Regions from separate parts of the Mus musculus genome. Here region 1 is linked to region 2. A link is a loop called in an ENCODE intact Hi-C map of the cell type or tissue named here. Cell type or tissue: left cerebral cortex. All regions are shown on one strand. Each heading gives the region's core, and the rest is flanking DNA. Links, peaks and the distances in the headings are about the cores only. Region 1 has its middle 130 kb from the start of Gm32833. Region 2 holds the start of Edn1 (endothelin 1).

The links. Hi-C counts contacts between places; a loop is a spot of excess contacts. Peaks named below come from ENCODE experiments on the same cell type or tissue, not always from the same donor. Only the 100,000 strongest peaks of a DNase experiment are listed, where the experiment ranks them.
Region 1: a loop joins it to region 2, with 2.3 times the contacts of the local background. A loop is called at or near these places in 1 of 42 quality-filtered maps.

Annotation. Positions count from the first base shown.
Region 1 is chr13:42,534,003-42,539,379 of GRCm38, forward strand. No RefSeq gene overlaps it. Among named protein-coding and RNA genes, the nearest start is that of Gm32833, 130 kb to the left of the region's middle. In left cerebral cortex, for the core only: a CTCF peak has its summit at 2,907; DNase peaks (open chromatin) are centred at 2,731 and 3,005; H3K27ac peaks cover 311 bases.
Region 2 is chr13:42,298,285-42,303,661 of GRCm38, forward strand. It overlaps Edn1 (endothelin 1), which reads left to right and starts at 3,192. Exons shown (of 5, transcript NM_010104.4): 1 at 3,192-3,674; 2 at 5,273-5,377. The coding sequence starts at 3,611. In left cerebral cortex, for the core only: CTCF peaks have their summits at 2,466 (motif pointing left) and 4,486; DNase peaks (open chromatin) are centred at 255, 2,476, 3,155, 3,939 and 2 more places; H3K4me3 peaks cover 2,224 bases; H3K27ac peaks cover 228 bases.

The DNA.
Region 1 (5,377 bases), core at 221-5,220, 240 kb after region 2:
TCTCCTTCTTCCTCCTCTTTTCCACTCGTGGTCCCTACCTGCACACCCCACCTACCTCTATTCCCTCCAGTAATTGGCCATAGCTGCCTTTATTTAACTAATAGTTTCAAATTGTGGAGCAAGGTTTGCACAACAAAAGCTCGTGTGTGTGTGTGGGAGGAGGGGGGGGGTCGCATGTCTTGGGGCAGCCAGATCTTGGGATACAGAATTTTGCATCTGAATACAAAGCAGCACCAGATCCAATCCCCAACATTTCATTTGGCTTATTGCTTATCCTTACTAGTAAACTATATTTATTTCAAACATAAAAAATAAACAAAAAAACAAAGCCCTTTGCACTCTTGTTGTATATAACTTCCCTGTGTCATGTGGTCTGTTTGGTAAATGTATGTTTGGTACATATGTGTGAGTGTATTGGCATATATTTCTATAGAGGCCAGAGGAAGATATGAGAAAGACAGTCCTCTATGTACAGGCAGAGAGACAGTATCTCACTAAACTCGAAGCTTTCCTTTCAACTCTGCTGGTAAGCCACCAAGGCTCTGAGGTCTGCCTGTTTCTGATCCACAACTCTGGGATTATAGACACATCCAACTCAGCCTGGTTTTAAACCTCCTGCTTGCATAGAAATTGGTTTCTAACCACAGAGCCAGACCCTCAGTCCCTGGGTATAAATTCTAGAGCATGCCTAATATATTCTCCAATAGCCAAGAAGACAATGCATTCGAGAACAGAGGATGTGAATGCATTCCGAGAGAGGATGTGAACTATGTGTGTTCACCCTTATGGGCATCTCCAGTCCTCTACTGACGAGCTCAACATAGCTCCCTGGGGTTAGAGAATAATCTAAAACTTCCTGGCCATGGGGAGAAGTGTTTCTTCTCCTTTGTCCCATGAGAGGATTGCCAAGGAGATGTTGTTTAAGAATGTGACATCTATTGGGCTTAATAAATATAAGTTGAAATCTCAGAGCATAGATTGCTAAGAAAATTAATATGTCAGAAAATGGCGACAAATACCTCTCTAGGATATGACTGTCCCAAAGCCTTGACCTCATCAGTAGAAGACACACTTATTTTACAGGTTCATAGGAAATGAAGAGGAGAAGCTGAAGAAAGGTTTTTAAAAAGTAAAAATGTGAATGCTACATATGAAAGTAATGCATGATATAAAAAAAGAACAATTAAATTCCATAATCTGACATGAGCAATAAGTAATGACCGGAACCAGGTTTTAACTTTAAAATGGAAAGCACTCAGAAGGCAAAGGAGGGAGGAGGATGTGTGAAGATAGAGAAAGAAAGAGGGAATGGGGGACCGAGGAAAGACTGATTTAATTATTATTTTTTATTATTGGTTATTTTTTTAGTTACACTTCAATTGTTGTCCCCCCTTCCCTGTTTCCTCTCTGCAAACCCCCTATCCCATCCCCCATTGCCCCTGCCTCTATGAGGATGCTCCCCTACCCACTTCCCCTCACTGCTCCAGCATCTCCCTATGCTGGGGCATCAAACCTCCACAGGACCAACAGCCTCTCCTCCCATTGATGCCCAACAAGGCCATCCTCTGCTGCATATGCAGCTGGAGCCACGGGTCCGTCCATGTGAAATCTTTGGTTGGTGGTTTAGTCCCTGGGAGCTCTTGGGGGGGGGGGATACTGGTTGGTTCATATTGTTGTTCCTCCTATGGGGCTGAAATACCCTTCAGCTTCTTCAGTCCTTCCCCTAACTCTTCCATTGGGGTCCCCATGTTCATTCAGTCTGATGGATGTCTTTGAGCATCCGCATCTGCATTGGTCAGGTTTCTCAGTGCATTTAGTGTGGCTGAGTCTTGGTCCCATGCTTAGCAGCCAGGTTCTTGCCCTATGCCAGTGCTCTGCCTTTGTCATTCATATATGTAGTACTGTTAAGCCACTCCAATAGCAATGCTCAGGGTTTCTTTGGGTGTTTATTTTACAGTGGAAACCATTAAGAAAAGTAACTGATGGAGGAGATATGATGATAAATGCCAATCATTTATTAAGCTCTCAGATCCACTCCACACATGGAATTAATGGGATATCGCTTTATTAGCCTCACAGCACCTGTCTGAGATGGGTTTTATTACCATACTTTTACCTAGAAGAATACAGAAGCTCAGGGAAGTCCTTTACTAAGGCCACCTTATATCCAAGTGACAGCTGGGATTTGAACCCAGGTGTGTCCCTTTCCTAGTCCACTCCACATTAGTGAGATTGGGTGCTCCAGGTGATGAGTCAAGTAGCTTGGACCTGTTTCTTAGGGTGCCGGTCACTCAGTGTATGGACAGATCGTTGTCCATATTATTTTGTGCCTTAGTTTCCCTGTCTTCTTGCTTGCTAGCTAGTTACAAACAGTTTAAATGTAGCACCAACTGCAGTAAATACAGGGCATCTATCTGTCTTCCAAATCCAGTTGGAAAGTAAGGCCAGTCCTTCAGGATCTCTTTCGTTACCATAACAAAACAAAACAACAACAGGCAGGTTAGGACTCCCATTAAAATAGCTGAGAAACCATTACCTGAACTTGGACCATTTTCTCCATTACCAAATGTCTTTGACTATTTTATTCTCATAGAGCCGAGCTCCTATCTAAAACAAAGCATTGCAAACCAACGGGCAAGAGCCAAAATTATCTCCCAGACACTCCAGTCTAGAGTAACCACTTTCTAATGAGCCACTGCTTTCATTAACGGTTTTGCGGTACTGACTCATTCTCCTGGATTCATAAGAGACACAAACATACCACATCATGTTTTTTTTCTACACAGATGCTCTTTTTAGGCTATGTAATAAGTCTCTGGTGAATCTCTGAAAAAAAATTAAATATTTGTCCCAATTTAAAGAAGTTTGCACAGAGCTGTGCAAGAATTAAAAATAACCACATTCGACTCTGCTCCCTGGTGTCAAGGCGGATGCTTTGCAAGAAGGAGCTTGGGGAAATGAAAAGGAACATGAAATGAGTGGTAAGGAAACAGATGTCCAGAGCCTCAGGGACTGGCGGTGCAATTCCTGAGCAAGCTGCAAATTGCAAATGAGTCCAGGAAGGAGATGTGGTGATGTGGGGGAGTGCTATCTTTTGGGTAGGTCCTGTGTCTGTAGGGGTTTCATTCTTTCAATATCAAGTCAGTGATGGCACTGAGAATATATTTGTGTTCCTTGTATTAATGGATGAACCCAGGCTGACCCTGAGAACATGGAAATTCAGAACAACTTGATTCAATATGCACAGAAACTTGGTGAAACATTTTAAGCTTGTGTTCCTAACAACATGCACACATACACACACATCTATATACACATATGTACACATATACACACATAGTGTACACACATGTGTGCACATACACACATACACACACCACCACCACCAACAAAAACAGTAGAAAACCATTTGGAGTTTATTATCCACCTCATACTCCAGGTCACTGAAGCACAGCTATGGACTGATTCCAAAGAAGCATACATGATGAGCTTCTAACTAGAGAGGAAGCACAGTAGCTTCCCTTTTCTTTACCCAGTGAAATATCTCAAAAAGGAGCAATATGAATTACTAAATGGCATAAGTTGTGCAGTCCTGAGACTTGTTGAACACCAAAAACATATGGTTAGGAGTGTAACTATCATTCTGGAAGGTCTTTGAAGCTCAGAATTCATGTGCCACTAGGAGAAAGACAGGGAGGAGGGAAAACATGGGGGATATACCTATGACCCCAAGCCTTTATCTCCATTCACACAAAAAGGTCCCCAAACTCATACACTGTCATACCTGTGGAAATGCTGCATTCAAATTCCTCAGGTTCCCTTCATATTGGTTCACTACACTAAGACTTCAGAAATTCTGGACATTGCAGTTCTTTCCCATTCACAAAGAAGTACCCATTCTCCAATTCTAGATCACAGACACCCTGAGTCTAAAGACGCTTGGAATTAGATGGTTTCTTCTAACAAAATTAGAGGCCAAGAGCAAGAAGAGAAAAATTACTCAATCCAAACTATCCAGCAGAGCAGAACAATGGTTACAGATTGATGCATGCAGGACATTGTCTATTTTTTCCCATTACAACCCAGGATTCATCACCATAGGGCCATGTAATTAGTAGGCACTCAATAAGTACTTGGATGGAAAAAAAAATACTTAACAAGTCCTGAAGAGTCATCCGTTGTTCTTCCTACTACCCAAGTACACATGGTAGATCTCCAGAAAACATCATCAACAACAACCATTTGAGAACTGACTGAGCTCTGAATGCCCCACCTCAAGCCCTGAAATGACCTAATATTTTATCTTGGAATGTTCCACTATGTTTCCAAAAATTCCTAGTATGTAGTGGTGTGGTTTGGCTTACTTGTGTTTTCACAAGCTTGGCTATGTTAAGTCTACTGCCAAAGCTCCGTTGTTAGCCCCATATATCAGATATTTGCCTATGAAAACACATCACCTCTGGTTACTAATTTGGGGTAGTGATTCTCTGGCTTTCTCCTTAACTCATGTCAACTGTGCTAGTTGCACAACTTGTTTACCTTGGTCTGTAGTAAGAGGAGATTTAGCATATCACAAGATCATACACAGGTGAATCTCAGCACATATTGAGTCCTGTACCAAGATGCTTCAGTGCTAGGGACATGGCTCGGTTGGTAAAGTACTTGCTTTCCAAACTAATATCCTGAGTTTGCTTTCTAGAATCCAGCAAAAAGCCAGATGTGGGGACTAGAGAGTTAGTTCTTCAGCTAAGAGTGAGTATTGCTCTTCTTTTAGGGGACCTGAATTTGCCATATCAGGTGGCTCACAATGGCCCATGACCTCCATCTTCAGGAGCAAGGTGGGGAAGTATTATGCCTCTAGCTTCCAAGGCACCACATCCACCCTTATGTGCACATAACCATAACAATACACACACACACACATATATGGAGAGAGAGAGAGAGAGAGAGAGAGAGAGAGAGAGAGAGAGAGAGAGAGAGAGAATAAAGACAGTTAACACACATACACAGAGTTTAAAATGAAAACAATTTTTTTTTATATATAAAGCCAGATGTGGTGGCAGACATCTGTAATCTAGGAGGCAGGTAAATCTTTCCCACACATTTGCTAGGGCTCACCTTTTCAAGGAGATGGACACAGATAACTCATTTTTAAAGGAAAAAAAATCTGATTTCAAACTAGATTTGCAGGTGAGGCCAGTTTTTTTGTTCTGAAGAATTTCAATAAGCGTCCATAAAATATTGGCCTGGGACAGAAATATGATTCACATTACATTCACCTTTTTGTAAAACACACCTGTGCAAATGGGGAAATATTTTTGAGACAACAATGAAGTAGGCAGAAAAACTCATTGTTGTTCCATGTTTTAGGAATGAC
Region 2 (5,377 bases), core at 170-5,169:
CAGCTCCCGCGTGCATGCAGTGGGGCCTGGGCACAAGGACTGTAATGGACGGCATTTCATTGTATATAGCGTAGTCACCATCCTAGGCTTAAAGCAGGCTTAGTGTCTGCATAGCTTCGCCTTGCCCACAAACAAGCTAATTGCCACTCGTGTCCAGCAACCACACGGCAACTCTTCTCTTCCCTGAGCAAAATCTCACTCCAAATTTATTGGCTTGGCAAAGTTGCAAGTTTTGTTACGCAAAAGCTGAGAGAGACCAAAGTCGAGGAGTGCTAAAAACAGTACACTCTGCTACTGTGTAGTCTCTGTATTTGAGGCTCAGGGTGTTTTATTTATAGCTATCTATTAATATGCAGCCAAAGATACAGAAAAGAAAAACATAAAAACAACTTTATCAGGCAGTTTCCCCGCATTTCAAGGGTACATCTTAAGCAGGAACAGTAAGGCCAGCTGGGAGCTGTTGTGTGGCAGGGAAAAACCATTTTCCTTGCCACTGTTCAGGGTGATGGGCTGCAAAGAGCATTTCCCTGGGAACTGTTTTGAGAAGTGGGATGGACTCAGGGAAGGCACCTTCTATCCCCCATCCCCTGTAGTTATAAAACTTCCTTACATGTTTAGCCCTTTAGAGTCTTTAGCCTCTCTAATAGTAATACCTTAAGTGGAGGTGGGTAGGGCCATCCAGCTTGTCAAACTGGTTTGCTGCCCTCCTCTCTCCTCCCCCTGCTACTTGGCAAAAATTGTATCTGGTGAAGCTGCCCAAAGTAGCCTAGAGCTTCCTTCTCTGGGCTTGAATGAGGGTTCTTCCTTCCTTTCATGGGAAGACAAGGGAGTTAGGGGGCAGCTGTAAGGGACAGATGTGGAGAGATGGGCAGGAGGCAGAGCCTACATAAAAAAGGAGGCATAGGTGCCCATGCATGTACACAATACATATATACACAGAGGCCTAGAGAATTCAGGATAAAACATAAAAGGTAGGATTATACCTGGAAAGATGGGACCCTCCCAGGGCTAAGATCTTGTTTTTATTTGGGGTTTGCTATCACGGAGCTTTAGAAGAAGCTCAGAGTGGATGGCTGCCGAGGTTTGCATTTTACTTCTGAGTGTATGTTCAGAGTGGCACAGGTACACAAGAAGGGAGTGGGTAGTAGAAAAACACCTGGACAGTTCTCCTTTGCTTTCCTTCTCTCCCTGATGCTGTGGCCATCGCTATCTGCAGAGGTCCCTCAGCTGAAGGATGATGGCTCAGGCTAGACACTGGGGATGCCTTCCAGAACTGGGTTGGGCATTTCCGGGGTGGAGCTGAGGACAGGTTGGTCCTGACAGTTGCCAGTGTTTGGCCAAATTGGCCAGGAGGTCAGAAAGGGGTGTGGGGGGGAGGGGAGTACTTGTTTTCCCACTCACCTTTCTCTTGCTGGTGGGAAACTTGGGCTTTGGACCTTCCGGTGACATCAGCTCTCCTCTCCTCCAGGTCCCCTGAGGAGCTGGGGTGGGATGAGCTGGCTTCCTGTTGGGGCCCAGGTCTAGGGGCAGTTGTCACCTCCTGGCCCCCACCCTCAGGGGTTGGGCTGAGGTAAGCAAAGCAGAGGCAGAGGCTTACCAGTGGCCCTGGGCCTCGGGTGTGGGTGTGGGAGGGATGCTGGTTCCTGCTTCTTCAATGTCTCCAGCTCTTAGTCCAGAGTCTCCTAAGGGACAGAGTTCTTAGTGACCTAAAGCTGCTGCTGCTGCTGCTGCTGCTGCTGCTGTGTCTCCCCTACTGAGATTCCCAGAGAGGTCACTAGGCCTAAGCATGTCTCTGTCCACAGCGTGGGTATTGCTATCAAGTCTGCCTTTTGATTGTAGAGGTGAAGAAATAAATGGTTGCATGGACTGGATTGAGTCTATTTTGGCCTCTACTCCCAGGGAAAACTGAAGTCAAACAAGACGGGATGAAGAAGGGACCTTTGTGGTAGCATCCTAGGGAAACCACTCTGCGTGGATCCTGTGTGTTGTTTCCAGCTTATGGGCATTCCGGGAGCTTGTTGAAAAAAGCCAACGTGTTTTCTGTGTGTTTTGCTTTATTCATGAAGACATGTTGTCACTTGTGCCTTAATAACCCATGGACACCTGGGGGAGGGAGTCTTTCATGGTAAAATAGACAGGAAACTGTTTGGAAAATGTAAACACGTTATTAAAGGGTGAGGTATGATCTGATGCACATATTCAGCATCGGCAGTCCTTCCCTCCCCACACCCCCCTTGTAGCTTTCTAATCAAGCACAGACCGCAGGTTTGCCCGAGTAAAGAAGCAAAGTGATGTGGAGGAGACTCTGGAAAGTCGGGGAAGGGAATAATGGAATGCCCTGAAGCCACCTCTCTTTAGTATGTGAGGCGCCCCTTCTCTGCCTGGCCACAGCTTGTTACTAATCATTTAGAAGCCGAGGCTTTAGTTGTTTTATCTTATTAAAGCATAAGCCCCTGCAGCTCTCCATCTCCCCCTGGCGGTCGTCTCTGCCATTTCTCAAGATCCTTCGCGATAGCAGCAATTCCCAGGGAGAGGCTGGGCACAAGAAATATTGGAGGGCGAGTGTGTGTGTGTGTGTGTGTGTGTGTGTGTGTGTGTGTGTGTGTACGTGTACTTCTGATCGGCGATACTAGGGAGATAAGGATGTACCTGACAAAACCACATTGTTGTTGTTATCATTATTATTTAGTTTTCCTTCCTTGCTAACTCCTGACGGAATCTTTCTCACCTCAAATGCGAAGTACTTTAGTTTAGAAAAGACTTGGTGGAAGGGGTGGTGGTGGAAAAGTAGGGTGATCTTCCAAACTAATCTGGTTCCCCGCCCGCCCCAGTAGCTGGGATTCAAGAGCGAAGAGTGGGGATCGTCCCCTTGTTTGATCAGAAAGACATAAAAGGAAAATCAAGTGAACAATGATCAGCCCCACCTCCACCCCACCCCCCTGCGCGCGCACAATACAATCTATTTAATTGTACTTCATACTTTTCATTCCAATGGGGTGACTTTGCTTCTGGAGAAACTCTTGATTCTTGAACTCTGGGGCTGGCAGCTAGCAAAAGGGGAAGCGGGCTGCTGCTCTCTGCAGGTTCTGCAGCGGTCTCTGTCTAGTGGGTGTTTTCTTTTTCTTAGCCCTGCCCCTGGATTGTCAGACGGCGGGCGTCTGCCTCTGAAGTTAGCCGTGATTTCCTCTAGAGCCGGGTCTTATCTCTGGCTGCACGTTGCCTGTGGGTGACTAATCACACAATAACATTGTTTAGGGCTGGAATAAAGTCAGAGCTGTTTACCCCCACTCTATAGGGGTTCAATATAAAAAGGCGGCGGAGAACTGTCCGAGTCAGAAGCGTTCCTGCACCGGCGCTGAGAGCCTGACCCGGTCTGCTCCGCTGTCCTTGCGCGCTGCCTCCCGGCTGCCCGCGACGCTTTCGCCCCAGTGGAAGGGCCACTTGCTGAGGACCGCGCTGAGATCTAAAAAAAAAACAAAAAACAAAAAACAAAAAAACCCAGAGGCGATCAGAGCGACCAGACACCGTCCTCTTCGTTTTGCATTGAGTTCCATTTGCAACCGAGTTTTCTTTTTTTCCTTTTTCCCCACTCTTCTGACCCCTTTGCAGAATGGATTATTTTCCCGTGATCTTCTCTCTGCTGTTCGTGACTTTCCAAGGAGCTCCAGAAACAGGTAGGCGCCACTTGCGAATCTTTCTACTTCAGCGCAGCGCAGTTATCGCTTCTGTTTTCCACTTTTCTTTCTTTCTTTTCTTTCATTCTTTCCTTTTTATTTATTTTTTTAATTACTGAAGCTCCAGCAGCAAGTGCCTTACAATTAATTAACTTCTGTGTGAAGCGAAAGAAATAAAACCCCTGTTTGAATACAACTGACTACAACCGAGTATCGCATAGCTTCAAAATAACGTTGTAGCAGTACAGCTGAAGCAAAAATCTATTTTGAAATAAGTGTGTTTAGGGTTGCACGGTTCATTTAGGGGCTTATTCAAACGTTGTCTTGATAGTGCGCTAATGTGTAAAATATTGAAACACTCCAACTTAAAGCCAAGGAATTTTATTCGGGTCATGCAGGCACACCGTGAGCAGGGAAATCACCTGCCGATCAACCATGCGCTGAATAACCCCGCAGGCGGTTTCAGGGCGAAGCACATGCTTTCTTTAAAATTTGTCACTATTGACTTAAGGTTTCATTTGGCAGGTTTTTGGCATCTTCAAACACTGTGAGCTCTATTGCAGTTGTATTCACCTGTCCTGGGAGGGGAGCCGGGATCATTCCTGCCTGATTAAGGAATTAGACAGTACGGGCCACAGCTGGTTCTTTTCTCCTCCCATCCTGTTTTTTGAGGGTCAGTGCCCTCTTTTTGTCTTTTCATGACCCTAAGCAAAGAGAAAGGATGTCAAAAGGGTGAAAGCCCTGGAATGTGTCTGATCGTTTGGAATGAACAAAATCGAGCAGATAAACTGCGCGGCGATGCTGTGTTGGGCCAGAGGGAGGTGTCAAGTCCCACAGCAAGCTGTGCTGCCCAAAGATTCTGAATTCTGAACCCACGGGGTACTTTCCCTGGGTTCCCTGAGCAGCTGTACCTTCTCTTCCGTCAGTGGCAACTTGTCTCCCACCTGAAGTGAATATTGTAAAGTTAGTTTCTTTTCGGTGTCCAGGCATTTTCTGAAAGTTTTTGCTTTCTGTCTATTATAAAAAGGCACCCATATGCCACCTAGACTGGTCTGTGCCCCTACACACGCTGGAATGGGGTGGAAACCCCTAAAGAGTTTATCCTGAGTAGGGAACATGTCTCCATAGCCAGGAATAGGCAGTCTATATTATTTGCTGGTGGCCACCTGTCAGTTTAATCTATGGGAGTTGTGCCATTCTATGTCTCAGGTATGGACTCCCTCAAAATTCCACCAGACAGTATCTACTTCAAAGCGGCTTCAGAAGGCTGGGGAGTCCTTTCCTCTCTCTCTCTCTCTCTCTCTCTCTCTCTCTCTCTCTCTCTCTCTCTCTCTCTCTGTGTGTGTGTGTGTGTGTGTGTGTGTGTGATCTCCCTGCAGGTGGATAAGCCAGCCAGGGTAAGGGTGAAGTCCTGTTAGGCACGGAGAACAAAGGAAGCTCTTTTCTTTCTGTTTGTGTTTCTGGCTAAAGGCAGTTTTATGCCTTGTCTGCTTCTATTTGCGCTGCTAGATCTGACCTGAATACTAGGGTGCAGGTGCTTGCTCTGGACGCCTGAAGAAAGATATTACTACCAATCTGACCCTCTCTTCTCTTCACAGCTGTCTTGGGAGCCGAACTCAGCACCGGAGCTGAGAATGGAGTGCAGAGCCCCCCTCCCAGCACACCCTGGAGACCCCGCAGGTCCAAGCGCTGTTCCTGTTCTT